Regions from separate parts of the Homo sapiens genome. Here region 2 is linked to region 1. A link is a loop called in an ENCODE intact Hi-C map of the cell type or tissue named here. Cell type or tissue: endothelial cell of umbilical vein. All regions are shown on one strand. Each heading gives the region's core, and the rest is flanking DNA. Links, peaks and the distances in the headings are about the cores only. Region 1 overlaps LINC02254 (long intergenic non-protein coding RNA 2254). Region 2 overlaps LOC105371007 (a long non-coding RNA gene).

Region 1 (16,705 bases), core at 5,411-13,410:
GAACATGTGGTGTTTGGTTTTCTGTTCTTGTGTTAGTTTGCTGAGAATGATGGCTTCCAGCTTCATCCATGTCCCTGCAAAGGATATGAACTTATTTTTTATGGCTGCATAATATTCCATAGTATTTATATGCCACATTTTCTTTAGCCATTCTATTATTGATGGGTATTTGGGTTGGTTCCATCTCTTTGCTATTGTAAATAGTGCTGCGATAAACTTACGTATGCATGTGTCTTTATAGTGGAATGATTTATAATCCTTTGGGCATATAACAGTAATGAGATTGCTGGGTGAAATGGTATTTCTGGTTCTAGATCCTTGAGGAATTGCCTCACTGTCTTCCACAATGGCCAAACTAATTTACACCTCCACCAACCATGTAAAAGTGTTCCTATTTCTCTACAGCCTTGCCAGCAGCTGTTGTTTTCTGACTTTTTAATAATTGCCATTCTGACTGGTGTGAGATGGTATCTCATTGCGGTTTTGATTTACATTTCTTTAATGACCAGTGATGATGAGTTTCTTTTCATATGTTTGTTGTCTGCGTAGGTGTCTTCTTTTGAGAAGTGCCTGTTCTTCTTCACTCACTTTTTGATTTTTTTTTCTTGTAAATTTGTTTAACTTCCTTGTATATTCTGGATATTAGCCCTTTGTCAGATGGGTAGATTACAAAAAATTTCTCCCATTCTGTAGGTGGCCTGTTCACTCTGATGCTAGTTTCTTTTACTTTGAAGAAGCTCTTTAGTTTAATTAGATCCCATTGGTCAATTTTGGCTTTTGTTGCAATTTCCTTTGGTGTTTTAGTCATGAAGTCTTTGCCCATGCCTGTGTCCTGAATGGTATTGCCTAGGTTTTCTTCCAGGGTTTTTATGGTTTTGGGTTTTACGTTTAAGTCTTTAATTCATCTTGAGTTAATTTTTGTATAAGGTGTAAGGAAGGGGTCCAGTTCCAGTTTTCTGCATATGGCTAGCCAGTTTTCCCAGCACCATTTATTAAATAGGGAATCCTTTCCCCATTGCTTGTTTTTGTCAGTTTTGTCAAAGATCAGTGTTGGAAATGTATTGGCAATGTCTAAGCTCTGACTAGTGATTGAGGAGATTCATAAGAAAATGGAAGAAGGAAAAAGAAAAGAAAAAAGATACAATTAAAATAAAAATATTTCTAACATTTGAATGTCATGATTTTACCTGGATATGTTCATGGGTCTCTTACTCTGTCAACTGATTTTTCTTCTCACTGAATTGACTGGATTCTGATTGTGTTTGAATCCTTCAGCATATGTTTTATTGTACAGGATATGTAGAAACATTTTTTGAACCATCAGTTATTTGAGTTTATTATTTATCCCAATAGGGTTTATTTCTTTGTTTACCATTAATATTTTTTGCAAGATATTTCTGAATTTTGAGGCACTGACTAGTAATTTGGGTAGATTTTTAGATGATAATCTTAATAGAAAAATCATAGATAGATGTATATAATAGGTATTTCAATATTCTATTAATGGGGATTGTGGTGTTGCGAAAAATATGTTAGCAGACTCTTCAAAATCACATTTTGCAGGGAGTGTAGAAGATGATGTTGATTCCCCTGACACTAAGGGCTGGTAGTTTTCTCAGTAGGGCTTAACATCATGCTTTTGAGTGGGGCTCTCTGTTTTCTGGAGTTCCACAGACCCACACTTCCATTCGTCACAGTAGAGCGAAAGGACCTTTTCAATTAGAGGTTCCTATTAAAGAGTAGCTTAATTAGATATATTAATTTGGAAGTTCCTAGCATGCACATGTCCAAAATAAAGGATTAATCTGCTAAGAAAAGGACAAGTTTCCCAGGATTATTTTATGTAAAGCCTGATATTTCACTCAGTGTGGTCAGATTGCCTGGAGTCAATGTGTAGCTCTGCCATATCAGAGCTAGGGGACTTTGGTCAAGCTTCTTAACATCTTCCCCCTTTGTAATGTGAGGAAGACCATTCAGTAATATTCACTGCCTCATAAGATGATGGTGAGAGTTGAATGGATTAGTTAGATTTGAATGACAGAGCTCAGAACCATGCCTAACACAGAGTATATGCTTGCTTGCTAATGGGGAGCTATTGTTGTCATTACCATTATCATTGTTATTATCATTATGGCAAAATTATTCTGAAGTCTGTCCTGGTTATTTCATTTTTTCAAATTTATGAACATGGACTTTCTAAATCAAAATGGAATTGTCCTTTGTCACTTGCAGTCTCCATTAGGCAAATAAACATTTCTATCAACAGAAACCATAGAAAATGGTCCACTGTCAGGTACTGACACAACCGATTTATTTATCATCCGTTCACTTAACAGATATTTATCAACTTCACGTAACGCCTTTGGTAATCAGATATTTACCAACTTGCATTATATGCAAGACAGCTTATAAAAATGAAGGTGTCCCAGGTATGGGGTTGATAGTGTAGCTGGAGAGAAGATAAGAGACATGATTGCACACATGCATGCATATTCATGTGTGTATTTTTTTATAGAGGAATTAGAGAAAATTTTTGAGAATTTTGAAAAAAAAAAACATGGAACATTAAAAAAATTAATTTGTGGAACACATTTATCAAGCACCTAGGTGATTCCAGTAATGGAGCCTAGTCCTGTGAGGTAAAATATATGTCTTGGATGATAGTTAACACCCCATAATTCTAGAGGGGCTAAAGAAGAGGCTAATGACTGATGTATGTACTCAAGAGGGAATAATGCCTGTAATTCAAAGAATTATTATATAGTGTTAAACCTAATTTACAAAATGTATGTTAAGGTATGTGATTAAATTATATTGTAGAGAAAGTCTTGCAAGTCAAGGAGTTTCACATTTCTTTTGGTTCTAGCAGTGCCAAAGGCCCCTTTCATATAACGGCTGCTATTAAAGGGGTAGTTCAAATGCACAACAGCTCTTAAAAGCTCCTATCAGTCCCTATGTCTAAAATGAGGCAGCGCTGGTTCATCCCTGATGCTGTCCCCAAAAGGCAGCCCTTTTTCTTGTCATTTACCATGTTAGTTCTTTCAGAGGTCATGGCTATATATTTAAATTATATTTTTAGTGACTATTTATTGATAGGCTGTATTTGGGCCTTATTTATTTATTCATTACCTGTTATATTTTCCCTATTTACTATCTTCTTGACTCCCTAATTTGTAACTCATACCTTTCCCTTGCCATGCCCCTTCACCTCTGAGAATCTATGCTCTTATTTTTACTTTAACATTGCCAAGGTTGATAAGCTTTCCATTCTCCATGGCATCCAATTAACCATAGGTAAATTATGTTTTTCTCATTATCCCTTGTGTTCTTAAATCTCACAATTAATATCTTAGGTGTGGTCTTGTCCTATTTATTTTTCTAAGAATTTGTTGGTCCTTTCAATTATTTTTCTGAGAATTCGTGGACCCTTTCAAGTATAAGTTTCATGTAAGGAAATAACTTCTCCATCATTAGTTCCTTTATTAATCCGACTGATATTCATGGAGTTCTACTATGTAACAGACCCTATTTTAGGCACTTGAAATTTGTCACAGAATGAAAAGAGAAAGAATCCTTGCCCTGGGGGAGTTTACATTCTATTTGGGTGAAGACAAACAATAAATAATAAATATAATAAATATACACATTTATATAGTAACTGTGAGTAGGATGCCTGGGAAGGAAGGAGAAGTTGCAATATTTAATCAGTTGGTCGAAATAGCTTTGTTAAGAAGATAATATTTGAGGTAAGACTTGAAGAAAGCAAAAGAATTAACACAACAACAACAATTTGAAGGAGAAGCATTTCAGGAGGAGGAAACAGAAAATTATCCAAAGAGAGGACATGGCTGGTATGTGGTTGGTGAGGCTGCAAGGGCTTGAGACCTGAGGGGAGGAGAAGGAAAATACATGGTCAGGGAGGTAAGAGACAGTGCAGAGATCTATTTTAAGGTCCAAGAATTTTACTCTGAGTGAAATAAGGGGATATTTGAGGGTTTTGGAAAGAGGAGTAATATGAACTGGTTTGTATTTTTAAAGAATCATTTTGAATGTATATTGATAATGGGCTGCAGAGGAGAGCAAAGGTACAAACATGGAGGTTGTACCTTAGGATGTTGTTGTGGTAACCCAAGTGAGCAGTCATCATGGTTGAGGTCGATGAATGTGGTGAGAATGTGGTGAGAGGTCGATGTGGTGAGAATCATCATGGTTGAGGCAGAAGTGGTGAGAATGTACATCCACATATACTTTCTGGATATCTTTATACACAAAACACCCAGAACTTGCTGAGGAATTGGATGTGGAATATGAGAAAAAAGATCTAAAGGAAACTTTTGACCTGAGCAATAGGATGAATGGTGTTGCAATACTCTGATACCAGGTCTGGGTGTTAGACATTATAGTTAGACATTATAGTGGGGCGGCAAGTAGGGTAGGGATAACAACACAAGGTGTAACAACACAAGTCATCGACATACAAGGGAGTATTAAAACATTGAACCAGAACGAGACAACCAAGGGAGTGAGAATGAACAGAAAAGCATATCAAAAAAATAATAATGCAAATTGGGCCTCCAAGTAGATGAAGTCTGAGAAATGTCTACTGAATCTAGCAGTATGACGGTCATTGGTGAACTTGGTGAGAGCAGTTCTTCTGGAGATGTGCAGTGAAAAGCCTGGTTGGAGAGTCTTCAAAGAGAGTAGCAAGAGATTGATGGAAGGCGATGCATATAGACAACTCTTCTAAGCACTTTTACTGTGAAGAGAAGCAAATAAATGAAGCCAATATTGGAGGAAGAAGTGAAGACAAGGACATAAGCGTATGTTTGTGTGTGTGTGATCTTTCAAATGAGAGAAATAACAGATTCTATATGATGTGAAAAAATCCAATAGAGAGCAAAAATTTGGAGTAGGACAGAGGGGAGAATTGCTGGGGGGACGTTCTTGAGTAGGCAAGAGGGGATGGTATCTAGAGTGCTAGTGCAGGGATTGTCTTGGGTGAGAGTAACAAGCCAAGTGTGAGAGCACGGAGGCTGACACTGATAAATGGTGCATGTCATAGTGGAAGACGGAAATTATCTTCTGTCGTTTCAGTTTTCCTGGTGAAACACGAAGCAAGGTACTAAAGAGTGAATAGGGAGGGAGAAAAGGTATTTGGGTGAGAAAAAAGAGAAGGTCCAAAATTGGCCTTTTTTAAATTTTTTATTATTATACTTTAAGTTTTAGGGTACATGTGCACAACGTGCAGGTTAGTTATGTATGTATACATGTGCCATGTTGGTGTGCTGCACCCATTAACTCGTCATTTAGCATTAGGTATATCTCCTGATGCTATCCCTCCCCCATCCCCCTACCCCACAACAGGCCCCAGTTTGTGATGTTCCCCTTCCTGTGTCCATGTGTTCTCATTGTTCAATTCCCACCTATAAGTGAGAACATGAGGTGTTTGGTTTTTTGTCCTTGCCATAGTTTGCTGAGAATGATGGTTTCCAGCTTCATCCATGTCCCTACAAAGGACATGAACTCATCGTTTTTTATGGCCTCATAGTATTCCATGGTGTATATGTGCCACATTATCTTAATCCGGTCTATCATTGTTGGACATTTGGGTTTGTTCCAAGTCTTTGCTATTGTGAATAGTGCCGAGAACAGTGCTGCTCCAAGTGTGTGCAAACTGGACTCCAGGTCAACAGTCTCTGATTAAATAAGTAGTAGCCAATGAAAATAATTATTCATAAAGTTTTACAGTAAGTTCATATTGCCTCAATGTCCAAGCTCATGATTCATATCAGTAAATGTGGTTACATGCCTATTTTGTATATGAGTATATTCATTTGATGGCACAGCTGCAATGCAAGGTAAATATTATTTTTTATTTTTTGAGGCAGGGTCTCGCTCTGTTGCCCAGGCTGAAGTGCAATGGCACCATCTCGGCTCACTCCAGCCTCCACCCACTGGGTTCAAACGATTCTCGTGCCTCAGCCTCTCTAGTAGCTGGCACTATAGGCATGCGCCACCACGCACAGCTAAGTTTTATATTTTTAGTAGAAATGTGGTTTCATCATGTTGGCCAGGCTCGTCTCGAACTCTGACCTCAAGTGATCCACCCTCCTTGGCCTCCCAAAGTGCTGGGATTACAGGCATGAGCCACCACGCCCAGGTGGAAAACATTATTAAGGTGTTACCTAGATTAAGGTACTTGAACCAGAAAATAAATCAATAAACTGCTTCCTTCACTGAGAATGTTTTGATATGAAAAACGATGTCAGCTGAACTAAACAGTGACTTAGTAACTTGGTAAAAATTGTGAATTACACAAAGCCTAGTGTATTGCATTTCAAAGTGTTTTCATTTTATGGGATAATATGGAAACTGATCATGAACAATGATTTTTTTGCTGAGGTACAGATTTTGAAGAGAAAAATCTTTGTTTCAAAAGTCTAAACTGGAAGATTAATTATTAGTGTTTCTGTAAGAGAAGTCACCAGTTTGGACCCAACTTTTTAAAAGATGCTAATTGGACAACCAGACCTGCTTGTTTCTGTCATATCTTTGGTATTTTAAATTAATAGTAATGTTCCCACGCAAATAGAAGGTAAAATTGAAGGGCAAAAGCAAATATTAGAACCTTGTAAGAACAGAGTTTCTACAGATTGTTTTAACATATTTCATAATTTAACAATGATTTTTAATAAAAAGTTGATGGTCTTGATCTTGCACATTTATAAAAGGTCATAATAGTACAAACTACAAGTTGGTGGACAGTTTAAAATTTTTACTTTCTATCAAAAGTTGAATGACACATAGGAAATTTAGGGATACAAGCTTCATCTTTTCAATCAAAACTCAGATTTATGTAGGACATTAGAAGATTGGAACTTGCTACCAATGAAGAATTAAAAATAAAATTTTATAATATACCATTATTTGCTTCAGTATGAATAAAAGAAAATAAAAGAATTTTCTGAGCTTGCTTTAAAATCTCCTCTTCTAGTCTCATAACATACTGTAAGATTGCTTTCTCTCCTTTGAGTATTGTTAGAAAAAAAACTTGGAAACAATTCAGGTATACATTATCAACCACAGGTAGGGCTGCCACAATTCAATATAGATTACATGAGTTAACAAGCAAAAGCAAGCAAATTTTTCACAATTATGATTTACACATGGACATATATGAGTATTGGTTCAAAATATACTTATAAGCATTCAATATGGGGATTAGCTATTTTCTTTAGTTTTTTTTTAATTTTTGATTACAGAACAACAGAAAATTATGAGTACAATAAAGATTTTCTCTGTATATTGTCTGTACTTATATTTTCAGTGACTAAAGCCATTCAAATTCTTTTGTTTTCCATTATTTTATCCTGAGTATAGTAATTAAAGTATAATTTTATATCTGCCAAATCTAACAATAAACTTGAACTCCATTTGTAGCTCCCATTTTTCATTTATTTTTAATTATGTTTTACACAAATATCAATCTGAGGTAAATTGGGGGAGAAGCTACTACTTTACTATAAAATATTTAAGAAGCAGTGCCTTCAGTAGTGAGTAATTTAAGGTTCTCAAGCCAAGGAGTCACATGGTTAGAAATATACTCGAACAGTACACAAGAAGATGGATTGATGGGTGTCCATAAAATCATGTAATAGCAACAGAATGAGTTAGTAGTAAAGGCCAGCTGGCCTAGAATTATAAGTCAGAAATAATACTAAGGAAATGTTTGCAATGACGTTGTGGTAAAGGGAAGGGAATCTAAGGTCTTGGGTGCTAAGAAGACTTCAAGGCAATTACAGGAGGAGAGACTATCACGAGATTTTGAATATTTTCAGCTGGAAGTTTTGTTGTTGCAATGAATGACTAGAGGAGGATTAGATTAGTAAAGAGAAAAAGACTCCATCATACAATATTCACTCAACAAATATTTGAGTGCCTATGGAGTACTAGACACAGTTCTAGAAACCAGGGGGAGAACAGTGCACCAAAAACTTCAAAGTCCTTGCCCTCATAGAGCTTATATTCTAGCTGCAGAAAGATAGACAATAAATAGTAATTAAATAAGTTGCTAAATGTAGAATACGGCAGATAGTGATCAGTGCAAAGTTAAAAAGCCAAGCATAGTAAGAGAGATTCGCAGTGTTGACATAGGGACTGGAGTGATTATTAGTGTTTTAGAGGGTGATCAAGGAAGCCCTCACTAAGCTTTTTCTTGGGCAGAGACTGGGGGAAAGTGAGAGAATGGGTAGTGAAGCTATTCGAGGGAAGAATGCAAAATACCTGAGGCAGAAGTTAGTTGGGAGGGAGGAGGGATAGCATTAGGAGATATACCTAATGTAAATGGCGAGTTAATGGGTGCAGCACACCAACATGGCACATGTATACATATGTAACAAACCTGCACGTTGTGCACATGTACCCTAGAACTTAAAGTATAATTTAAAAAATGTAAAAAAAAAAAAAGAGAAAAATAGCCAGGAATCTAGTTTCAGGGTATTGAGCAGAGGCAAGAGATGTAGGTAGGAGATGATGTCAGAGTCATGGGTCAGGCCACCCGGGCCCCTGGAGAATAATATAAGAATTTTGATGTTTGTTCTATGTGACAGGGGGTACACTTGGAATATATCAAGAGGAAAAATGACATGAATTAGACGGTGATGTTTTAAAAGGATCACAGTGACGTTATACTTATAAACTGTGGAAGCAGGGCAAGACTGAAAGAAGGCAATCCAGTTTTGAAATTATTGCAATAATCCAAGCAAGAAATGATAAGAAGTTTGTTGCTAAATGACAGTAGAGAGAAGAAGAAGTATTTGAATTCAGTATATATTCTGAAAATGGAGACATTGGATAGAGTGATGAGAGAAGTTTTCCCTGGCAAGGTGACATTAACCTGAGAATGAAATACAAGAAGAAAAAAAAAGGGGGTGGAAGAAGGCGGGAGAGCATTCCTGTCAGAGGAAGGATTCAGCACACAGTCCATGGGATAGAAACAAGCTTGGTTTATTTCCGACCAGAGAGAAGGCCATGAGCTAGAATGCAGTGTGCTGTAGGGAGAATAATATGTGAAGTCAGAGAAGGCAGGACCCCATAGGGTAGAGTATGTTTGGATGTGGAAGACTTTGGGATGTGTTCCTAGATTGTAAGCAGATGAATGACCTAAATTTAGCTTTATTTTTAAATGAACTTTCTGAACACTATGAAGAACTAACCATAGAGGTGGAAGACAAAGTAGAGGTGGATTTAGTTTTCTGACGTATTGAAATTTAAGCAGATTGAGACTTCTAGTCATGTGCAGATGTTTCAAATGTGGGGGCCAGTCAAGCTAAAACCAGTTTGAAGCACGGGATACCAACAGCTATGAGTCACTGTCATTTCCCATCTATATCATGAGGCTATGACTCACCAGTGTCACAATTTCTTTTCTCTAGAATATATTTCTTCCGTAATTAGATTTTATATATGTCTGGCCTGTTTCTGATAAGAACGCCTTTCAATGATGCTTTAGGGATAGTGTTTGCTTTGGCAGGAAACAGAGTCTTTGCTAGTTAAGGACTTTTTTTGTTTTTTGTTGACTTTTACATCCATTACATGGAATTTCAGCAGCTCATAATATTCCTAATAGAAAGAAAAATCATGGCCAATTTTGAAAGCCAAAAACTTAACCTGTTTGTTGCCTCTAGGTCAAATCATTTAATTGAACAAGTAAAAGAGAATGCACTTCTGCCTGTTGGAGACACAAACTTTTATATTATTTTCCAGCACCCTACTCAGAGCAATGGAGGCTAACAGCACCGGGAGAACGATAACAGAATGAACAAGGGCCAACTTCCAACTCACATCTACATTTTTCATGTTTCAGTTTGGTTTCTGACTTAAATGTTAAGGAAGACAAAGATTTTGTTTTGAGCGATGACTACACTGGTTTTAAAAGTGGAACACTAGGATGGCCCATAAATATCCTTGAGATCAGACCATGTGGATGGTCATTTGCCTCTTCTACTTACTAATTGGAATTTTAGTAAATTAAATTTTCTTCGGAAATTTATTCTTTCTGGTCATAGTGTTAGCTAAAATACAGATAATACAACTGTTGTTAAAATGTTACTGAAAAATTAAATGTACTGATGTAGGTAAATTGGAAAGTGCTTCATTAACAGAACACTCTATAGGAAGAAAATATAATTGCTATTCATGTCAGTATTTATATCCAGATATAAGAATTTCAAAATTCATATTTTGGATTTTGTCTCTAAGTAAATAGAAATATAATATAATCAATAGTATCTTTAACAATACCATCACAGAAAATATACAGCAACATTTACAAGGCTAATCTTTATAAAAGTCTTCAACTTTAGATAGAATCTTAAAAAGAAAAACTTTAAGTAGAAATCCAATCAATGGCCTGCCATAGCCTATAAGCACAACCTTATCACAACCCTTTGTACTCTCAGAGGTATATTGGGTAAAATGCATTACTAGACTGAATGATACTTAGGAGGGAATATACTATGCTTTTGAAAAACATTTCTTGTAAACTTTACAAGAACAAGTAAAGAATAATAATTTCTATGCCTTTCAATATTTGTGATATGTTTCCCAGGAACTCATTGTGATTAAAAGGAGAATCAATTTCATAGCCTTGATCCCAAAGATCTCTTTTTTACTCTCATTCCATAATCCAGGTGATCCACGGACATGCTCAATCATATGTTCATGAATTAACAGCTAATTGACTTGATACTGGTTAGTTAAAGGAATGGTCTTCTTTTTTTTAATTTTATTATTATTATACTTTAAGTTTTAGGGTACATGTGCACAATGTGCAGGTTTGTTACATATGTATACATGTGCCATGTTGGTGTGCTGCACCCATTAACTCGTCATTTAGCAATGCTATCCCTCCCCGCTCCCTCCACCCCACAACGGTCCCCAAAGTGTGATGTTCCCCTTCCTGTGTCCATGTGTTCTCATTGTTCAATTCCCATCTCTATGAGTGAGAACATGCGGTGTTTGGTTTTTTGTAAAGGAATGGTCTTCTAACCTGTGCATACTTTCAGGGGGATAGTGCCCTTTCCAGAATTAAGGTATGTAAAACAATGATTACTGACAAGTGAGCACTCTTCTTTGCCATTTGCAGAGCCAGGCTACCCAGCACTGATTTTTGTGTGTGCATGTGTGCAATTCTTTGTCCATTTCTAAGTCTTGTAGATCAGATCTTTCACATCTTACATGAGAATTCTAAAGAGAAAAATGCAGATTTTTCAAGATCTCTGATGGGTTTACTTTAGAGCGGGGAAAATGGCAGCTTATGTGTACATGCCAAAGTTCCCAGAGTCCTGATTGTTACTGAGGGCCTAGTATGAGTCACGTCCTGTACCAGGCCCTGGAAATTAAAACAAAACAAAGCTAGGTGAATAAGCCATAAATCCTCTGAGGACAGTGCCTGTCTATGGACACACATGGACAACTTTAATTTATTTTCTAAGTGCTCAGGTAACTGTTGTAGGAGTGAGTTTAATTCTTGCACTGGGTATTTTGCAGTCTGAATGATAATAATGGAAATAATGACAAACATTTATTAAGTGGTAACTATGGGTAAATGGCCAGTATATTATTTCTAATCCCTAGAATAGTTCTAAAGAGCAGGTGTTGTTATCCAATTTCCATTATCCTCCCTTTAAAAAGCAGAGGATCAGAGAGGTGTAGCAACTTGCTCAAGGATATATGACTAGTAAGTTTCTGAGTCAACATTCATACCCAGATCTAGCTTCAAAGGCTATCTATCTATTTTCTTTGCTGGTTCTCTAAATACCATACAATCTATTATTATAAAATATCGTCTAGGAATTAGGTAGTCTGGGTGGGTCTTGCATGGTATAGTAGTTAATACAAGGCAATTAATGTAGAAGAAAAATATTTTCCTTTATATGCTTAAATAAGTTTGCATTAAAACATCATCTTATTTTTTACACATCATGGAACAGAACCATCATACTGTTCCTATTGTACAGAAGCAGAAAGGGCTAAAAAGATGAAATGCCCTGCGTAAGGACATACAACTAGAAATTTGCAGACCTGTGGCTGAGATCTGCTCTGCACATCCCAGTGTCACTTCCCCTGTGTGGTTCTGAGCTAGCACAATAGGGATCAAAGAGGAACTTGCTGAGCTGCAGAAGCAGAAGTCAAGTGGTGGCTGTTGTTCTCAGATGGTTGTCTCAATCAACCTGGAGATGAAGAGAGAAAAGTCACCCACTGGGTATGAATCCAGCTTTCCTCTCTCTCCTCCACTTCATATCCAACTCATCTTCTTGACTACTGGCTTTGTGGCCCAACTGCAACCATAGGCCCACCAGTAGATGTTTTACCATAAGCCTGCAGAGGCAGTAGCTACACAGAGACCACAACTTCTATGTAACCCTTTTGTGAACTCCCTCTTCATGGTTCCAGTTGGATACTAGACATGCTTGAAGTCTCATATTTCTCTTTAAGCTTTAATCTTTCATTCATGCCAGCAATTCAGGAAAATTTGTTAGTGACTCTCTGGTCTTTGACTATCCCTTCTAGAGCTTCATTTTTCTATGTCTGCATTTGTGTAAGGTCTAGTTTCTATAACACATCTCTTATTCTCCTAAAACTCATAGTGGCTCTACTATCTTGAGGGGACCATGACTAATGCAGTAATTGTTCCAAGAAGAACCTTAAAGTTGGAGTTGGTTCTCTGATCTGACTAGACGTAGGAGCATTGAAGACCTGATGTCACTGATAAACAGGACACTGGTAGTCCCTGGCATGCATTGGCAAAACATTCTTTAGATTATCATCTATAGTCAGCTGGAGGCAAGTGTTCTTTGAAGGCAAAGCTTTGGGCAAGTAACTAATAACAAATAATGTTTTAATGATGATAGAGAATATAATGTCTCTTGGTCTTGGTTGCACAGGATAACTTGAATAAAGAAAATGAAAAGTTCAGGCTTTAATTCTCAGCTTCTTTTCTAGATCAAGGGCTAAGAAGCTTTTCTGGCTGCCCTAACATAAACTCTTATCCCCGTAGCCACAATGGTAAGATTTCTGAAAAACAAACCTCAAAGCTAATCCTGATGGTGGCTAAATAACAATGCAAATTAAATTCACAACTTTTAAGAATCTCAACTTAAAGCTGGGGCATTCATTGGGAAGAGGGAGAACCTATAAATTTAGGATGGAAACATGTGGGGAAATTCCAGTGAAGCTGAAGACATTACACTTTAAATTCTGGCAAGCCTCCTTTGCCAGTAGAAGCAGCCATATTGTCTCCATCCAAGGAGGTGACGATTTTTCCTGAATAACCTGTAATAACCTTTACTTAGGTCACCGTCTTCAGGGTACTGATGATCTTCAGGATTTACCCACTGTCTCTCATTGCTTTTGGACCTGAAACCATAATCCAGTCCCTGAGGACCTAGAGGTATAAGTACATGCACCAACAGACTTGTAAGTTGTTGCCAATTTAGATTAACAGAAACCTGTAGACAAGTTATGATATTGGCCCATAAAAGTGTTGGATCAAGTTAGAAGGGATATAATATTGAATCAGAAAAAAATTGTATTTTATTTTATTTTAATTTGAGACAGGGTCTCACTCTGTTGTCCAGTCTGGAGTGCAGTGGTGCTATCATAGCTCACTGCAGCCTTGAATTCCTGGGCTTATGAGATCCTCCTCCCTCAGCACCCTGAGTAGTTGAGGACCACCATGTCCAGCTAAATTTTCTTTAATTTTTTTTTTTTTTTTTTTTTTTTTTTTTTAGAGACAGGGTCTTACCGTGTTGCCCAGACTGGTCTCAAGCTCCTAGGCTCAAGTGATCCTCCTTCCTCAGCCTCTCGAAGTGTTGGGATTACAGATATGAGCCATCTCACTTGGCCAGGAGAATATTTACTAACAGAGATGTAATAAGTAGAGAGTTTGGATTCAATGCAGTAGAGCAAGAGGTGGGACCGACTCTATTCAATTGTGCAATTGCTTGACTAGAGGCTGAACTAAATAGTAGCCAACACTATTAGGCTACTAGTAGGTAGGTAAGAATCCTGAGCCTCCTTTACATACTGAAGAGAAGGCTCCTCAAGGCTTAGGATGATAGGGGTGTCTTTGTGTACTCTATGTAATCGTTCCTCGCTTAACTCTAGCTAGATTGCTATGCTACCCTGGAAAGTTCAGAGAACACTGCCTCTACAAATTTCTCAGTGCGTTGAGAGAGACACTGCTAAGAGAAGCATTGTCTTCAAGAGTTCTGTGGTGGCTGTTCTGTTTAGGTCAAGATTATGAGCGGGAAATGCTGCTATAGAACTGGACCCTTGAAGATGGGTTGCTCGGGAGACAGGGGCCAAGGGAAGACAACTACCAGAGACAGTTCAAGTGGTGATTCTAAATAGGCAACAGAGCAAGAGTAGTAATCAGAATGGTTTGACCTTCAGAGATCTTTCTGTTAGGCCAATTGACTGCAGTGTCTTTAAAACTGAAATAAATGAGGAGTCTTCAAAAACCTTCCATATTTGTGTAATCAGCAAAGTTTTAGGTTTGTTAACAGAAGTTTCACTCAAATCACCACATTTTGAAAGTCTTGGTTCCTCAGCTAGCATCCTTTAAGTGGATACAAAGTCCAATCCTCATGAGAGATAAACCTGCAAGTCTGCCAGCAATTTATATAATATTCTTCCTTGTATTCCCATAAGGGACGTCTAGCCCTTAAATAGGGTAACTATGCTTTGGGAAAGGGGACTTATTCAGACTTTTCATGGATTACTGGGTACTGGCTCTGTCATAAATTCTTTCTGGAGTTCTCAGATATTGCTGTTGTCCACCCATCATATTAGGGATTTATAGAGACCAGGCAATTAATTAACAGAATTTTGATTCAGGCCAAGTGGGTCCTTCAACTTGGCCTTTTGTTATTTGCTCAGTTCCAAAATGAATAACATAAACAGGCATATTTAATAACTCACCAAATCTTTATATTATTTCAGTGAGCTTTCTAGTAAGGACTATTACGGAAGCCCATAGTACAGCTTCTACCTACCAAAACAGTAATCCAAGAGCAATATTGCTTTTATTTTATTATTTTATTTATAGAGGAATTCCAGAGATTCAGTACTGCTATGAAGCACTTGAAGAATGTAGAGGTGAATTGCTATTGTATTCCCTTTCGATTTGCCTATTTGACCATGCATACAAAATATGGATTTTAGAGAAGCTAGGAAATTATCATAGACTTAATCTAATGATAATTTAAATTGCAGTTATTCTTGATTTACTGGAGCAAATCAATGTATCTTCTTGTACCTAGTATGTGGTTACTGATTTGTAAAATGTGTTTTTTCCCTCTGTATCTGTTAATGAAGACTACTAGAAGCAGTTTGCTTCCATCTGGAAGGAACAACAATGCACTTATACACCGTCTTATTTTAATTACCTAGCCCTCTGTAATATTATCCAGCAACTAGAGAACTAGCTAGTAAATATTTTACACTTGCAGTCCCCATATAGTCTCTGTTCCATATTATTATTTGTGTTTTAAAAAACCCTTCAAAATGTAAAAACCATTTTTAACTCATAAGCCTTATAAAAACAAGTCACAGGCCAGGTTTGGTTTATGGTTTATAGTTTTCTAACCCCTGATCCAATCCACAGGACCTCAATCATATCTGTATTACATAAGACCCCATATTAGCCCACTACATTGATAACATTATGTTGACTGGACCTTGTAAGCAGAAAGTTGTAATTATACTGGAAATCTTAGGAAGGCACAAGTGTGCTAGAGCATGGAAAATACATCCCACAAAAATTTAGTCCTAATTCCTTGGTGAAATTTCTAGGAATCTAATGGTCTCAGCATATAAACATATATCTTCCAAGGTAAGGGAAAATTGCTGCATTTGGGTCCTCTTAGCACAATGGAAAAAAAAATGAGTTTCTTTGGATTTTGGAGGCAACATATACCAAATTTGGGCATGTTAATCCAACCCATTTACCAAGTAATCCATAAGACTACCAGTTTGAGTGGGGCCCAGGGTAACAGATAATCCTCTAACAAGTTCAGGTTGCCAGGTGAAATGTTCTGGGATTTTGGCCCATATGACAAAGCAGTTCTATTGGTGCTTTGAAGGGTCACTGGCAGAAGGGATGTCGTACAGAGCCATTGACAGCTTTTGTAGGTGAACGCCCTCAATTCACTATGCAACATAAATCATCAGAATTTTGAAACAAAACTTTGCCATCTTCTGTGTGTATTTACTCTTCTTTTGAGGAACAGCTCCTGTTTATTACTAGGTCCTAGCAGAGATAAAACACTTGACTATGAATGACAGTATTACCAAGCCAGGTGACCTAGGCTACTGATTTAAAACTGCATATTTTCTGATCCACACAGTCATAAAATTGGCCATGCACAGCAGTACTCCATCATTAAACAGAAGTGATATATATAGGATTCAACATTGGTATGTCCTGAAGCTTCCACTCCTGCTATATTCCCTTCTCTCTCTACCTCTCTTATGACATTATGGGGGGTTTCTGGTGAGTAAGTATGAACAATATTCAGATCTCATTACAGAGAGTCTGCGTAAAATGCTGGAACCAGCCAAAAACAATGACAACTGCAGCACTGTAACCTTACTCAGGGGAGGTGCTGAAGGGCAGTGGTAAAGGAATATTTTAGCAGTG
Region 2 (16,705 bases), core at 3,385-11,384, 64 kb before region 1:
TATTGTTTTCTTTTTCTTTTTCTTTCTTTTTTTTTTTTTTTTTTTTTTTTGAGATAGGGTCTCGCTCTGTCACTCAGGATGAAGTGCAGTGGCATGGTCTGGGCTCACTGCAACCTCCCCCTCCCTGGGCTCAAGGAATCCTCCCACCTGAGCCCCCTGAGTAGCTGGGACTACAGGCGCGGCACCACCAAGCCCAGCTAATTTTTAGTGTTTTTTGGTAGAGACAGGGTTTCGCCATGTTGCTCAGGTTCATCTCAAACTAACTCGTGGGCTCAAGCGATCTGCCCACTTGGATTAACATGGACTTGGATGGGGTCCTTGTCGTGACAACCTGAAACAGTTTAATTCAGAACAGGGGTATAAGAGGAAGAAATAATAAAAAACTATGATGCTTTTGTCCTGAGCAATGGAGTGGATGGGGTTGCCATTTACTGAAATAGGTAAAACTAAAGGAAGGTTCATAGGGGAGTGCAAATCAAGAGGTTGGTTTCAGATACCTCATATGTGATAGGATTAACAGATGCCCGATTGGAGATTTTGAGAAGGGAAATATATATGCAAGTTCAGCTTAGGGGGTGATGGTGGAGATGGAAATTTGGATTTTAGTGTATATACCAAATGCTGTGAGGCCATCTGGTAAGACGGGCTCAGAACTTGAAACTTGCCATAGAGGGCTATTGATAACTGCGATAGGCATTTCAAATGAAGTGGTGGAAACAAGCCCAATGGGATTATGTTCTGCCCCAAAGGAAATCTGTGTAGAAACAGGAAGTATGGACAACTAAACTGAGAAATATTGAGATAAAAGAGGAGTCAGAAAATGATGCCCATTCACAAGGCAAAACTTTGCTATATTAAAAAATAGGTGATACAAAAATACAACGTAACATTGTAACAATAAGTAGAAATGTCTGATAGCATTTTTCAGACATTCTGATCACAGGTAGATAAAAATATGCAAAGAAAAGACTCCAGAAAAAAATACCTCCCAAGTATCAATGGTGGTTTTTAAAAATTTTATAGTAGCATTATAGATGTTTGAAAAAAATCTTTATTCTTTTTTGTATATATCTTATCACGCATATATACTACTTTCAATTTTTACTACTTTTTACTAAAATTCATGAATCCATCTCCCTTTTTATATTTAAATTATTGCAGTTCAATTTAATTTGGTCAATAGGTGTAGTCCTCCCTGAAAATATATTCCAGGATTCTCCCCAGATATTCTCATTATGATGGGTTCGGGAAGTATTCAGTTCAGAATTTACTCAATATTTATATCCTATATCTGAGCAAACTTTTCTTTTCTGTGCTCACCTCACTCCTTTCATAGGCATTTTACCCCTTAGTTTATTGTGGAATAAATTTTACAAGTGATAAAAACTTGATAGGGCTTTAGATATTTATTTGTTTAAACTAATTCTTGTATATTCCCTCTTCCATTTTTATTTTTGAGTACATTCTCTTATGGTTATTTCAGAGAAGTTCTATAAATTGTAAGGTTTCTATGTCGGAAAGAAACTTTATTATCCCCTTCAATCTCCAATGATAGTTTGGCTGGTTTGACTGAGTATAGCATGCTAGGTTTGAAATACTCTTTCTCAGAATTTTGATGTCACTTTGCTGGGTTTCTTTACTCCATACTGCTAAGGAGAAATCTGGTGTCAGTCTGACCTCCCTTTCCTTCTAGATAATCTTTCTTTTTCTTCTGGCATCTAAGATTACTTCTTTCAGTATTAGTTTTATAAAACTTGATTTTATTGTTGTCTCAATGTGAGTTTTTGGTTAGCTTGTGATTAAATTTTGTCCACTCAGTACCATGTACTCATTCAACTTGAGGACAGATGATATTTATTTGTTTATGAATATATTTATTATGCAACATTTCTGGGATATTTATTGCTACTGTTTTTTTCAATCTTTTCCTCTCTTCCACTCTCTTGTCACTCAATATACAAACGGTTTTACATAGACATTGAAAATTTGGATCTCTCTTTAAAATATTTAGACCTCATTTTACACATTTATTTCTCTTTAACTTTTTGTGCTGTGTTCTACAAATGTCTCCCAATTTGACCTTCTAGCTCTTCAATTTGCCCTTCATTTTATCTAATTTGCTATTCTGTACATGTAATGTGCTTATTTATACATGTACGACAATTATTACAGGACTAACTTTTCCTCCCCAAATCTCTATTTTGTTCTTTTCACTACTACTGGTACTTGTTTCCTCACATATATTCTTTTATTTTTTTAATGACAATCATAATACCCCCTGTAGCTCCTATTTTAAGATTTTTTTAATATATATTTGCTCTATTACCTTTATTATCCTGGGTATAAGTTATTCTTAATTTTGGATTTTCTATTTCTCTTTCATGCGCATCACCTCTCTCAAATATTTGGTAAATCTTGATTCTATACTCAACTTCTGTGATTGATTGACTTCTGCATATTTCCTGGTCTATGGCAAATACCCATTCTGGGGGAACCTTAGCTTATAGCTATGGCTGGTCAACTGTCTTCTCCAGGTGACGGCTCATGGCTTTATTTTCATTGTGACTGCCTTTTCTTTTTTCAAATTTGTGTATTATTGGCGTGTTTTCCTATCCAGTTTATTATTAGCAAATTTCATATATCTAGTTTATATCTTTTTTACTAATGTTATGAATCGACTCTTAGTATCTTAAAACCTTAAAGAGCTGGACATACCCTTGGCGGGAGGTGGTCTCATCATTGGTTGATTGCTTCCAGCATTTGTTTAGGTACTTCTGGAATTTTGATGGTCTTTATCTCATGATGTCAAGATGGATGCCTCAATCTAGTCTTCCCTTCTGCCCACCAGTATCCTTCACAGGAAACAACAGAGTGAGGACATAACAGGACTCTTCTTCCCAGAAACTTCTTCTCAGACTTCCACTCAGAGGTCACTGGCCAGAAATGATGACATATGGATTCCTTAATTTAAGAGAAACAGAAAAATAAGCATCATCTGCTAAAAGAGAATGGAGTTATACTGACTGGCTGAGGACAATCATGCCCGAGCCACTAGGTCTGGGCAAATTGGGCACTTCCAAAGTGCATCATGAAAGTGCTCTTAAGAAAAACGTGGGGTATGTGGATTCTGGATAAGCAAAGTATCTGCCACACTGAAATCCTTATCTAGTTTCCTAAAATCCTAGATTAGAAAATTCAAACGGCTTCACTTGTGTGATTATTATCTCTGCTATATGCTTCAGAAGAAAATAAAAGTATGTTCATAACGTTCATTTTAAATCTATCAGCATGACTATAAGTTTCTTAACTTCATATAATGTTCATTTTTATTTGGCAGAGGAAAAGGAAAAAAAAACTTTTGATTACGTGGAGAATGATTGTCATAATAAGGGTTCTATAAATGGAGAAATTCTACTCTACCCTTAAGCCTGCCTCCCTTTCCAAAAACAATGGAAAACAAAACAACAACATTTATTCCTAAACATTGGGATATACAATGTTGATAAGGGTGTGCTGAAACAGATACACTCACAAATTGATGGTGTTGGTACAATTATAAAAAGCTTTTAAGAAATCAGCTTGGAATTACAAATTAAAAGCTTTGATTGATGGTGTTTCTGTATTTTGATTCAATCATGTCCTTATTGGGAATTTATGATTAGAACATTTGAAATCCAGGCAAAGTTTTATGCATAAAAATAAAATTATAAAAATGAGGCATCTACAAACTTGAATAATACAAGGTTTTTAAATTATACATATAGAAAATTTTAAAGACATAGATTGTTTTCATAACTAGTAAGTGAAAAATCCAGATACAAAATTATTCATAAAGTATCACCTCATTATGTAAAAGATAATTTGGAGAGACTAAACCCACAATTCTAAATCATTTCTCTCTAGTAATTTCTGCTGGTTTACCTGTATTTTTCTGCTGGTTCTAACATTTCTACTTTAAAGAAAGATGGCTTTGACAAACTGTAAAAGCCAAATAATAATAGCAACCCCAATATCTGTGGCTCTCCCTTGTGAACCACATTACATACTGTAAAATCCTCCCACATTTATTTGGTTTTCCCAACACTGTGAGGATGAAAAGACAAGCATACTTTCTCCATATTCAGTTAAAGAATGTGAGGTTCTTGAGTTAATTTTTTTATACAGTGTAAGGAAGGAACCCAGTTTCAAATTTCTACATATGGCTAGTCAGTTTTCCCAGCACCATTTATTAAATAGCGAATACTTTCCCCATTGCTTGTTTTTGTCAGGTTTGTCAAAGATCAGATGGTTGTAGATGTGCGGTGTTATTTCTGAGGCCTCTGTTCTGTTCCATTGCTCTATACATCTGTTTTGGTAGCAGTACCATGCTGTTTTGGTTACCGTAGCCTTGTAGTATAGTTTGAAGTAAGGTAGTGTGATGCCTCTAGCTTTGTTCTTTTTGCTTAGGATTGTCTTGGCTATTTGGGCTTTTTTTTGATTCCTTATGAACTTAAAAGTAGTTTTTTCCAATTCTGTGAAGAAAGTCAGTGGTATGGGCAAATGGGCAGTGGATGGGCAAAGACTTCATGACTAAAACACCAAAAGCAATGGCAACAAAAGCCAAAATAGACAAATGGGATCTAATTAAACTAAAGAGCTTCTGCACAGCAAAAGAACTATCATCAGAGTGAACAACCTACAGAATGGGAGAAAATTTTTGCAATCTACCCATCTGACAAAGGGCTAATATCCAGAACTACAAAGAACTTAAAAAAATTTACAAGAAAAAAACAAACGACCCCATCAAAAAGCAGGCAAAGTATATGAACAGACACTTCTCAAAAGAAGACATTTATGCAGCCAACATATATATGAAAAAATGCTCATCATCACTGGTCATCAGAGAAATGCAAATCAAAACCACAATGAGATATCATCTCATGCCAGTTAGAATGGAAATCATTAAAAAGTCAGAAAACAACAGATGCTGGAGATGCTCTCTGTTTTTACACTGTTGGTGAGATTGTAAATTAGTTCAACCATTGTGGAAGACAGTGTGGCGATTACTCAAGGGTCTAGAACTAGAAATACCATTTGACTCAGTGATCCCATTACTGGGTATATACGCAAAGGATTATAAATCATGCTACTATAAAGACACATGCATGCGTATGTTTATTGTGGCACTATTCACAATAGCAGAGACTTGGAACCAACCCAAATGTCCATCAATGATAGACTGGATTAAGAAAATGTGGCACTTATACACCATGGAATACTATGCAGCCATAAAAAAGGATGAGTTAATGTCCTTTGTGGGGACATGGATGAAGCTCGAAACCATCATTCTAAGCAAACTATCACAAGGACAGAAAAACCAAACACTGCATGTTCTCACTCATAGGTGGGAGTTGAACAATGAGAACACATGGACACAGGGTGGGGAATATCACACACTGGGTCTTGTTCGGGGCTGGGGGCTGGGGGAGGGATAGCATTAGGAGAAATACCTAATGTAAATGATGGGTTGATGGGTGCAGCAAACCAACGTGGCACATGTATACCTGTTACAAACCTGCATGTTGTGCACATGTACCCTAGAACTTAAAGTATAAAACAAGAAAAAAAAAAAAAAAGAATGTGAGGTTCAGTTGTTCCAGTCATGGTGAGCGACTTCCCCAAGGTTATCTAGCTTGTAAGTAGTGGGACCTCAATTCCTGGTTTCTAGTTCAGTGTTTATTCCACTCATCAAGACGTTTCTTTCCTTTGTATGCAGTGCCTAATTTCTATCTTGAAGAACTCATTGTAGATTACTTGGATTTGGTAGATAATCTGAATTCCACTTCTGGGCTCCAAGTAAACACTCCTGAATAATTCCAGGAGTCCTTCCAGTAACAGCTGAGAAAGATAAGGTTTTCTGTGACAAAATAGCACAGATAATATGGAGTGGGTCCACAGTACCAGGTTTACAATAAATACAGAGGAACACTCCGGGTCGGTGGCCACCCTGAAACCCACTGTGAAGTCATTTGGCAATTTGGAGAAAAGTAAACTGTTGCAGGTCAGAAACACTTTCTTTCTGTCACCGTGACCTTAACAACTGTGTGCTCTATTCTCTCTAAATTGGGCAAAAATTCTCTTCATCTGGCATTCTGGGATGGCATGAGAATTAATCATACTTTTTACTTAAAATTTCTTCTACAAAACAAAAACACCTGTGCATGCAATTAAATATAAGGTTATGAAAGCAATTGTTTTCACTTAGTCTTTGTGATTTAATGACTACCTTATTAGCACATGCCATGTGGGACTACTAGCCCTGTGTAATACATTAATTCAAGAAAATATAACTATAATAACTATATCATGAGTAGAAAAAAGCTCTTGCTGTATTTCATAAAATGAGGAAAAGATAGAAATACAAATAACCAGCAATCATTCTGAATTTTGTTAATTTTCACTATTTTAACTTGAAAATATTTTTAAAAAATAAGTGTCTCATCCCCACTTTTTTTTTATTTTTTATTTTAATTTAATTTAATTTTATTTTATTATTATTATACTTTAAGTTTTAGGGTACATGTGCACAAGAAATGCAAATCAAAACCACAATGAGATACCATCTCACACCACTTAGAATGGCGATCATCCCCACTTCTTTTGAGTCACTGAGAAGGTTAGTTTGTCTTTCACAGCAGGGCTATTAGTAAAAATTCTCAGTGATCTGGCACTTTCAGCATATTTTTCAATCCCAAAACTAATGTAAATTTCATCTATCTAGCAACTTTCTCGTGTCCTTGCCCAGGTGCCCACCTGGGATCCCTCTAAGCACCCTTCATGCACTAGCATAAACGTTGATTTCTCCCTGGAAATTTCCCTGATCTTCCCTTGCTCATACGACCTAGTACTTAATAAACAGTTCATTTAGTGCAATTATCTCATAGTATTATAGTTAATTGCACACACAACTGGTTTTCCTACTGATCGTGAATTCTTTAGTAGCATGGACACTATTTGGGAGCTCTTATTGCTAGGAAAGTTAAAAGAACTTAAAAATTATTATTGAATAAAAATGAATTCAAAGACCCAGTATCTCATACTCTGGTGGGCTCTTCAAAGGGTTTTCTCTCATGAAACATGAGAATATATTAAATAAAAATATTTCAAAATATAGACATGAATATGATCAGAGTTTTTTCTATATTCCAAGGACACGAAATGGAAATTGATTCAGGTTGTTCGTTCCAAGTTAAAATGAACCTCTTTATATTTTAAGAGCAAGCAATGTAATTTTTGTTCCTCAAAAAGTCTAAAGACAACTTAGTCTTTATGAGCTAGTGACTGCTTTAGAAAACCTCAATAATGCATAATGTACATATAGTTTCATCTGCCTATGGAGAGGATTATGACCTAATAGTGGTTCTTAGTGTTGATCGCAGATTGGAATCACCTGGGAGCTATATAAATCACTGATGTCGGGGTCCCACCCAAGTGCTCAGAGGTGTAATAGGTGTGGATGGTTGTGGCTAATAGCTCCCCAGGTGAGACTAATGTGCAGTGGAGGTTGAAAACTCTTGCCTTATAATAAAATAGCATCCAAATGTCATACGAGCCACACCTGGACCCAAAATGGACCCTGCTGATAAATTAGCTTATAGAATCTTGTGAATACCTACGTCTTCTCAAACATTATGGAACTGAAGCTGAGAAGTATACCATCTGCCTCCAAATAAAAATCCCCAACATAAGATAAAACCTTCTCTTACTCCAAGTGTTGAATCATTGGAATACCAACAGATCCAGAGCACAGAGCTAGAGCTGCAGCATGGGAATACCCATGCACATATTATAGACTTAGGACAGGCTGTGATTGACTACCCTGTTACGTCAGTCCTGGGGGTAGTACTTTCTGTATTCATGTGGGTGGATTGTAGACAATTGTCTGGAAACTCCAAAATTCATAATTTCCCATCTAGGAGTTGAAAAAGAAATTCATGTGAGAAATAGGTTCCTTTCTGGCTAGGGCCAAAATATCCAATAGATACTGCAATGAGGAGAAAACAGGGATATATCCAATGACAATTTTAAGTAGCAGCGCATGATTTCTATTTTGCTGTGGTATGCATTTGTTTCATTTCACATCCCCACATCCACACCCACACACATATACCAATAAATCACAATTAAGCAAGTTTGGGAACAAAGAATTAGAATCAGAACACAATGAACTTTTCCCACAAAATCCAGATATGTGTTTTGCTTCTATTTGCAACAAGCTGTGATTCCCATGTGAAAGGTATCAGTGTATTTCCTCTTCCTGTCAATCATGCCAGGAAAACTTCTGGTATGTTGGGTTATGACCTTTCATCCTGGACATGAGCCAAAAGCCACCAGTAATTTGACTGCTGTAATTATTTAGGCTGTTTCTAATAAGCCTAAAAATGTGATGTTAACATTTTTCACATGTTTGTAGGCTTCTGGCTTTCATGCTATACTCAGCATGCCATTATAAGCTTTTGTTTCATTATATTGGAAGAAAATATAATTTTTCAATAGCTGAATTCTGATCATTGTTTACTGCTAGAAAATATCTTGCCTACAGGGCCATAAGATATTATTTCTTTAAAATTTTGGCAATTTTCTCATGTTAGGCCAAACTTTTAACAATAATAAAAATCCATGCAACATAAATTTACTGAGCAGGTACTATGTGCTAGACATTGTACTAGGTTCTGTGAATGAAAAGATAAATAAGACCAAGTTCAGATCCTTAAGTAGATGAACTGGTAAAAATTAAATTAACATTTAATGCAACTAGCAGAGGCACAGAGTTTAAGTTCCAGCTCTATGGATTGTGAGTATGTCACTTTTAAATATGTTATTATTGTATAGACTGGGAAACTGAGGCACAAGTTCACACAGATGCTATGCAGCAGAACTGAGAGCTAGACCTAGGGATTTTGGCTACACACACTGTATGGAACCCATTATGTCATCATGGTTCTGGAGTCTAAGTTGATTCGTTGTTCGGTTTAAACAGAGAAGAATGTTAAATACCATCGTGAGGAAGGGGAAATACATATATTATATATAATATATATAATATAAATATTTAGACACTTTACAAATTTACTTATTTTTTTATTTATTAATTCATATTTTATAATATATATTTTTGTATATATATATATAAATATTTATAATTTTTAAAATATAATTCAGTAGCATGGAAAGAATCACATGACCTTAATCTGAGCCAATGAGTCCCTCTTGTCTCTTTAGAGAAGCTTATCTTCAGGGTCAAATTTCAAATACTAAACATCCTGGAAGACTTCATGCTTCTGAATGCATTTCGTAGAGCCAGGTCTCCATCATAAACATACTCTAGAATGGGTCATCCTGCCTGACTTGGAGACATGGGTAGTCTGGTAGTCATACAGGTAAATATCCTTAGCCTGTCATAAGCAGCACAAAACAAAGTCAATCATTAGGAGTTGGACTCTGCAGTTGAAGGAGTTGGACTCCATTAGTTTGAAAAATATTTATTGAGTGGAAACTGAAAAAAGATGCCAACTGGGTTGTACAAATAAGCAAGGATTCCTGTTTTATTTTTTATTTTTTTTTATCTGCCGCCTTAGTAGAGGTACAAATGGAGAAAAGGTAATGCAGGCAAAGTTGGATGTGCTGTGCAAAGGGAGGCTCAGGGGCCAAGTAAAGACTGGCAAGGAAATTATGCTAAAAGTTGATGTTCTCCTTCAGTTAAGAAAATATAGACATCCAATTGCAACACGAAGTTGAAAAAGGCTGCCACAATTACCATTCTCTTTACATCTTTTTATAAAATCCTTTAAAAGAAAAGAAATAACTAATTAAGACACGTAGATAGTTTAAACACTAGTGCTATTCTCTGGCTCATCCACTTTCTAGCCATGTTATTTTGAGCATGCAAGTTACTTACCTGTGACTCATTTTTCCCTTCTCTGAAATGGAATGAATGATTGTTGTCTAACTTGTAGAGATACTATGCGATAAAACAGAAAAAAAATAAGCTTTTACATATAGAGACTAGCAAACATTGAAAGCTCAATAATTTAGATTTCTTACTGTATTCTTAATATGATCACAAAGAAATGTGGTTTTTTGAGGACACAAATACAAAAACAGAACAAATGCAAGCTATTGACTTTCTCTATGGACAGGCCAAGAGAAGCTAGCGGATTTCTGTGAGATGATTTCAAAGCTACACGCAAAAAAAGGGGGCTTATGAACAAAATGGCCTGTCTTATACGGTGGCCCTTCTAATCATCCTTGGCCCCTACCCTGTGCCCCACGACCCCTACTTATTTCCTCTATTGAAATCTCATAGGTACAATTTTTGTGAGAATGGGTCACTAAAAAAAATGAGTCTAAGTTCAAAGAGACACTTTGGGCCTGAAACAAAAATATAAATTAGCAGAAGGCTCAGACTGTTGCTCCCAGCAACTAATGCAAGGACTGAAAATGCACTTGCCTTAATATTTCAAGTTACTCTTAAAGAGGGTACCAGACGCAATTAAGTTTCCTTGCCTCTTGAGTTTGAATATTTCAAATTTATCTGCAAAAGTGAGTGAGATGACCTAATTGTACCTCTGCTTTTCACTTGAATTTATCTTTTTGAGTGACAGGAGGTTGCTTCTTAGGCAGATGCCTTCCTTTTAATAATTCAGTAATTAGATGCAACGCTGTCAGCTGTGAAATTTCCGACAGCTTTTCAGTGACAACATATTGGAGGATTTTGTCGTCCTCCAAGGTCTTTCTCAGTTGTCTTTAACAGGAAGGACAGAGATACAAGACAGCATCCTCACTCAGGTGTGTGCAAACCCAGGTGTGGAGGTGGCTGAGCATTTACATCCAAATACCTTCATTTCCTCACTTTCAGATCACATTAGCTGTAAAGGGTCAGGTATGGCCTGAGGAAGTGCAAAAGAGTAAAAATAAAATGTCTCATCATCTGTGCACTCTGATTTTGCAGAGAAGTTAACCTATGGTTCATTCAGTGAGCATCACCTTGCTGAAGAAAAGGGAAAGATATTTTAGAACGCCATTGTGTAAATTCTGCCTACACAAAGTTATGGCTTTGGTTTGAATCTCAAAAATTATTTTTGCAAGTAATCTAATTTTTTTCAAGAAGAAACCTACCAAAGAAACAAAAAAAGGTGAAAGGTGCTAACAGCAGCAAACTAATTAGCAAATACAACCCAGCCATTTTGCATTAGCAGACTTAGTCACATTATGTTTTATGTCTTTGTTCATTGGCAAGGACTTCCAGTAGCTTAATACTTCACTCTCAGACCTGCTTTATCAAGAAGACACTGTGTTTTAGAAACTATAAAAGATCATTTAGAGCAGTAACAAATTACTGCTTTTAATAAAATGCTTTTTTCACTCAATAGGATACCGTAAAAAAATAGTCTACAGAGAAGTAGTCTATAGAAAAGGAACATTTTTAGCTTTGAGAAAATAATACTGGGAAAATGATAATGTAGTCATGAATCATGGTACAAAAGAGGATAAAGAGGCTCATTCTCTGACATCTCTCTCTGTGGCTGCCCCATCAACCTGTCGGATCATTCCTTTAGAGTCTCTTTTTACAAGCTCCTCTTTCTCCAAGCTCGATCCTTAAAGCTGGGTTCTACAAAGACCAGTATCTTTGCCATTTGCTCTTTACACAGCATTCCCCAGTGTGGCCCAATCCATTGGTTTCCAAAACTGGACACACGTCAGATTTCCTCAGGGGGCTTTCTAACCATGCAGGTCTTGGCCACCTTACCTGACATGCTGAATATAAACCATGATGGAGTGGGCCAAGGAATCTGTGCTTTTACAAGTTTTTCCAGGTGATGAAAGATCTGAGAATCTAGGTTGAAATTCACTTGCATCACTGAAGCAGCTAGTAGCTATAAAGATCTGTGTTTTTAGCTCTCATTTCCCTTTTAGTAGCAGGCATGGCTGTATAACTGCCTGATAAATGCCTGTGTCTGTAGGTCACTCATATTCTTCACATGCAATGTGCCCGAATCGGCTTCTCCCATAGTATTCATTTGGGCGACCCTTGTATCCGCCCATGCAACTAATACCTTCAACTCTTGTCTCTCCCTCGTCCTCTCTGTACAGTTATCAAGCCGTAAGACATGCCCTCGTTACTCCATTTTACTCTCTCTGTCGTAGTTTAGGATTTCCTTACTTAAATTTTTCCTGTACTAGAGTGGCAATGACCAAGTCAAGAACTGCTGATGGGTGGGATGTGAGGAGACAGTGAAGGCAGGGAGCCAAGAAAGGCGCTAAGAATTTTGCCTTAAGCAGCTGGGGATACTGGCACCCTTTATGGATATGACTAAGCCTGGGACGGAAAAGTGTCCTACAGAAGAATAAAAATTCAAATATTGGACATATTAACTTTGAGATGCCTATGACATGTCCCAGTTGAGATGCCTATGACATATCCCAGTTGAGATGTCAAGTAGGCAATTTTATATATACATATACATATACGTATACACATACATATACATATACATATATGACTTCAGATCTCTTGGGAGGTGCTTAGGAGATATAAACTTGGGTGTCCCCTGCAAACAGATGACATTTAAAGCAGTGAGAAGGGAAGAGACTATCAGAAGAAGAGAAGAGGGGGGTGGCCAAATTTTTGAGAATGGCAAGCAATTTTCCAGGCTTTTACTGCTCACCCTAATCCATCACCTATGTTCCAGCCACATCAAATCATTCTCTATGCCCCAGATAAATACAGGCAGTGGGGAGCCAGATGTACTATCCCAGACTGATTCTTCCTGTATCTGCCCATTGCAACTTCTACTCTATTGCAAAGAGCCCTAAGCCCCAAATAGGAGGTGAATTACCTCGTCACCATATCTGAACATGGGATTGCTCTTCTTTGAAAGGACTCAGAAAAACATCTTAGCCTTAGACTTGTGCCTCTAAATTACTCCAAGTTCCTCCCAGCCCCAGCAAGCTTTCTCATTCTGTTTGTTGCAACGTTCTTTAGGTTTCAATGGCTTACAGTAAACCTCTGTAGTCAGTCCCCAGAGCTTCTCTAGGGATATGCTGAAAGATGTTCCTTGGGATTTAGAAATCGTTTATTAATTCAACAAAGCTAGGCTTTTAATATCATGAACTTAAAAACAAAGTTAGTTTGAAATTCTAGCTGAGCAATGACTTCTTTGTCCTAGATGGCATCTGAAATCCTCCTGAAACAATTAATGCCATTGATCCAGTGAGTGAGAAACATCAGTGCAAAATGATTGGCAATGAAGGAAAAATACATTGTTTTCAATTTCACCCCCCTCCCCATCTACTTTCTCTCTCTTCCAGACCTTTGCACCTTTGAAGAGCACATTTGTTTTCATGAAACTGCTCTCCACTCCTCTTCCCAGGAAGTGGGTTGTCGGTTTTCTGTGTGGAGCTGCCCCCGGGAAGAAAGCCTTGCTCACCCTCTGAGATATTGTTGAGCCTCATCTAGGTTGAGCAGACACCCATCTTCTAATGCAGGGCAGAAATAAATTATCTGAAATGAACAACGAGTGTTTGTCAAGCAGAGACAGCAAAAGTAGCATGGCCATAGAAATCCTTCCCACCTGGATTGCAGGCGTACTTACTTTGGAACCCATTGTGTGTGAGTTTGTATTTGTCCACAATGCCTTTACCCATAAGAATTTCAGTTGTCAGATCTATTCCTGTTGGCTATAACCTGAAAAGGGAAGTGAGAATTGAGAATAAAAAGGCTGGGGTTGGGGGTGGGCAGAGGCAGAGAAGATGGCTGAGGTGAAGCCAGATATTTTTGCTTTTATTTTTTTCAAAGAAGCCTTAGGCAAAATGATACTGAGGGGGTGAAATTTAAATTTTAACACCATTGTCTCTTAAGAAGGGAGCTGAAACACACATATTTATTATGAGCCAAAACAAAGTACTTTGTCATAAGTTTATCATGAGTAAAATTGAGACCATATAACCTTGCATGTTGAGTTGGTTAAATACTCAAGCTAGTTCTTGATTCTGAGACCACAGTCACACACACACACACACACACACACACACACATACACACCCCCACATGCAACAGGCCCAAAGTGGAGAGAATGAAACTCAGAAAACTTGTTGTACATACTTACATACTATGGGACAAACAAAATTTATAAGTATTAAAAATGCTAAAAGTTTAGGTCCTCAAACTATTTCAAGAAATTAATGAAGATAAGTCATATTATTTGTTCTAAATATATTTATTCAGACAGAATTATAAAATATAACAGGCATTATGTCGTAGACTGGCCAGATGTTTTGTTTTAGTTATATTTTCTCTGCATTCATAAATCTATATAGTCAGTCTCAGAGCTACGGCATGTGCAAAAGACAAAGTTTAACGGAACAGCCTAATTAAAAAGAAACTCCTTATTTTACTCACAGGGCATCAGAATATGAAGTACTTAGAAACATTAAAAAAAAATCTCCTTTTTCTGGCTGTTCATCTTTCTTTGATCCCAGAGTTACTCTAGCACGTCTTTTCTCAGGTCATTACTTACCAAATTCTCTCCTTAACTCCCCACCTTCTTCCTCTCCACATGATTCCTCTTTCTCTCTATTCTTCCCCTTGAAACTGTCATTACTTTATGGCTTGTAGTGCTAGGTCATTTCCTTGACATTCTTCAGTCCCTTTCTTCTTTGACTTTCTTGGTCTCTAAGTTCTGCGTCATAAAAATTCAAAGAACAGAACCTTGACAATAACGTTCTGTACTTATCAAGCTGAACATATCCTTAATCAGACCACAGTGCTTGGAGCACAATGGGCCCTTAAAAATGGGGACAAGAGGGAAGAAGAAAGGAAGGCTGGGGCAAGCAAAAAGGAGAGCCAGATTTCTTTGTCAAGTTTTAAAAGTATCGCTGTACGGAAATTTTACAGAAGAAATTTTGAACACCACAGATTTTTGCCTTTTGAGTTATTATTTGCATTAACGTAATATTAACAGGGCAACAATGTTTTTCGATTTATCATGTGGTTAAGCAAATTGTTAAACACATTTGATTACCGAAAACAGGGAATATGGTAGAAGATCAAAGACATGCCAGAAATTTTTATTTTATGTGGGACACTCGGAATTTAGTTGAGCCTGACAGAGTCCTGCTGGCTAACACCAAGGAGAGACTATTGCTGGCCCCATGCAAGTGGCTGGAATAATGGAAGTCAAGAAGGAAATCTCCACATGGTCGACACTTTGAAGTTGGTCATAGATAGGAAGTTAGAACAAACTCCAGTGGGTGAGGGGTCATGAGTTTACCAGGAGAAGGTAACTTAAGACTGAATGAACAAAAAGAATTTGTGGTCACACGAAAATAAGGAGCAAAACTTCAGGAACAGTCTGAGATAACAAGAAGGTTGGTCCCCCAGGGCTCAGTCTTATGTCCCCAGTGCCATTTGACTTTTTGAAACCAAGTCTCGCTCCATCGCCCAGGCTGAAGTGCAGTGGCATGATCTCGGCTCACTGCAACCTCCAACCCCCAGGTTCAAGCGATTCTTCTGACTCAGCCTCCCAAGTAGCTGGGACTACAGGAGTGTGTCACCATGTCCAGCTAATTTTTATATTTTTAGCAGAGATGGGGTTTCACCATATTGGCCAGGATTGTCTCAAACTCCTGACCTCATGATCTGCCCACCTCGGCCTCCCAAAGCCATTTGACTTTTATTTCAGGTATAAACATATGTTTATACATCATAATAAATAAATAATATAAGTTATTTATTTCACATATGTTTATACCGAAGTAAAAGTCAAATACATTTCCTGAAAAGAATAGTGGGTCCTTGTCACCCAGAAGATGTAGAAGTGGTATGGCAGGAGAAATTCCTATTGCCTGTGTTAATTAATTGTTGCTTTACTTCTAGTGCAACAAGTGAAGTACTTCTTCTTTGTCTAAATATTCAGATAGACTTTATATTGCCTATTTGCTCTTCATTCCCAGAATTTCTTAGATTAGAGTAAGGGTGCTGATGGGTATTACAATCTTACAAATCAAGTTTAAGATTATGGGCACTGTGGAGTTCACATGTAAATGAGAGTTGCTTAACATGCCTCAGTGACAGTGAAACATAGAGGTGTTGCCTAGATTTGAAAATATTTCCGCAAATTATATACTGTTTTGTCATGAGCGCTTACTAAATATCTGCATACATTTGTGTGTGTTCTTTTATGACCACCTCAATGGCTTCTGTTGTACTTGTTATTTGCTGTCTTTACTATCTTTGCCACGTGTATGTATGACATGTTAGCCATTACTGAGTTGACAGACACTCCCAAATCTGTACATAAATGCAATCTCCAACCTTTTCCTCTATAGCTTTATTTCCAATATATGGGTCCCATCCCATTGTAACACTAATTGAGAACTTCCCGTCTGGAGGAAAGAAGAGAATGAATGACATGCAACATTGGACCCTAAACAGAACCAATGACAAACCTGTGAGCTCACAAGCACACTTCTGGAGAACCTGGCTACCAGAGAAGTGTTACTTCCAAGCTGTAAAATCACTCAGCAGTAAGTCCGATAACCCAGACTTGATTTCCTCTCTTCACTTCATTCCTTTGCTCGCACTGTTCCTGGGGATTGAAATGTTCTTTCATGCTCTCTTTACCGCATTAACTCCTGGTCATTCTTAGACCCCTTTTACATAAAA

Evidence for each region. A loop is a pair of places that touch in the nucleus more often than their neighbours do. Peaks named below come from ENCODE experiments on the same cell type or tissue, not always from the same donor. Only the 100,000 strongest peaks of a DNase experiment are listed, where the experiment ranks them.
Region 2: a loop joins it to region 1, with 6 times the contacts of the local background. A loop is called at or near these places in 3 of 110 quality-filtered maps.

Annotation. Positions count from the first base shown.
Region 1 is chr15:97,496,946-97,513,650 of GRCh38, reverse strand. All of the region lies in intron 2 of LINC02254 (long intergenic non-protein coding RNA 2254), which reads left to right. Among named protein-coding and RNA genes, the nearest start is that of LINC02254, 17 kb to the left of the region's middle. In endothelial cell of umbilical vein, for the core only: no CTCF peak of the experiment used is centred there; DNase peaks (open chromatin) are centred at 9,490 and 11,370; H3K27ac peaks cover 3,359 bases.
Region 2 is chr15:97,558,762-97,575,466 of GRCh38, reverse strand. It overlaps LOC105371007 (a long non-coding RNA gene), which reads right to left. Exons shown (of 7, transcript XR_001751696.2): 4 at 14,559-14,720; 5 at 13,635-13,726; 6 at 13,470-13,543; 7 at 9,844-10,000. It overlaps LOC101927310 (a long non-coding RNA gene), which reads left to right and starts at 14,769. Exons shown (of 4, transcript NR_110756.1): 1 at 14,769-15,408; 2 at 16,369-16,566. In endothelial cell of umbilical vein, for the core only: no CTCF peak of the experiment used is centred there; a DNase peak (open chromatin) is centred at 8,306; H3K27ac peaks cover 1,425 bases.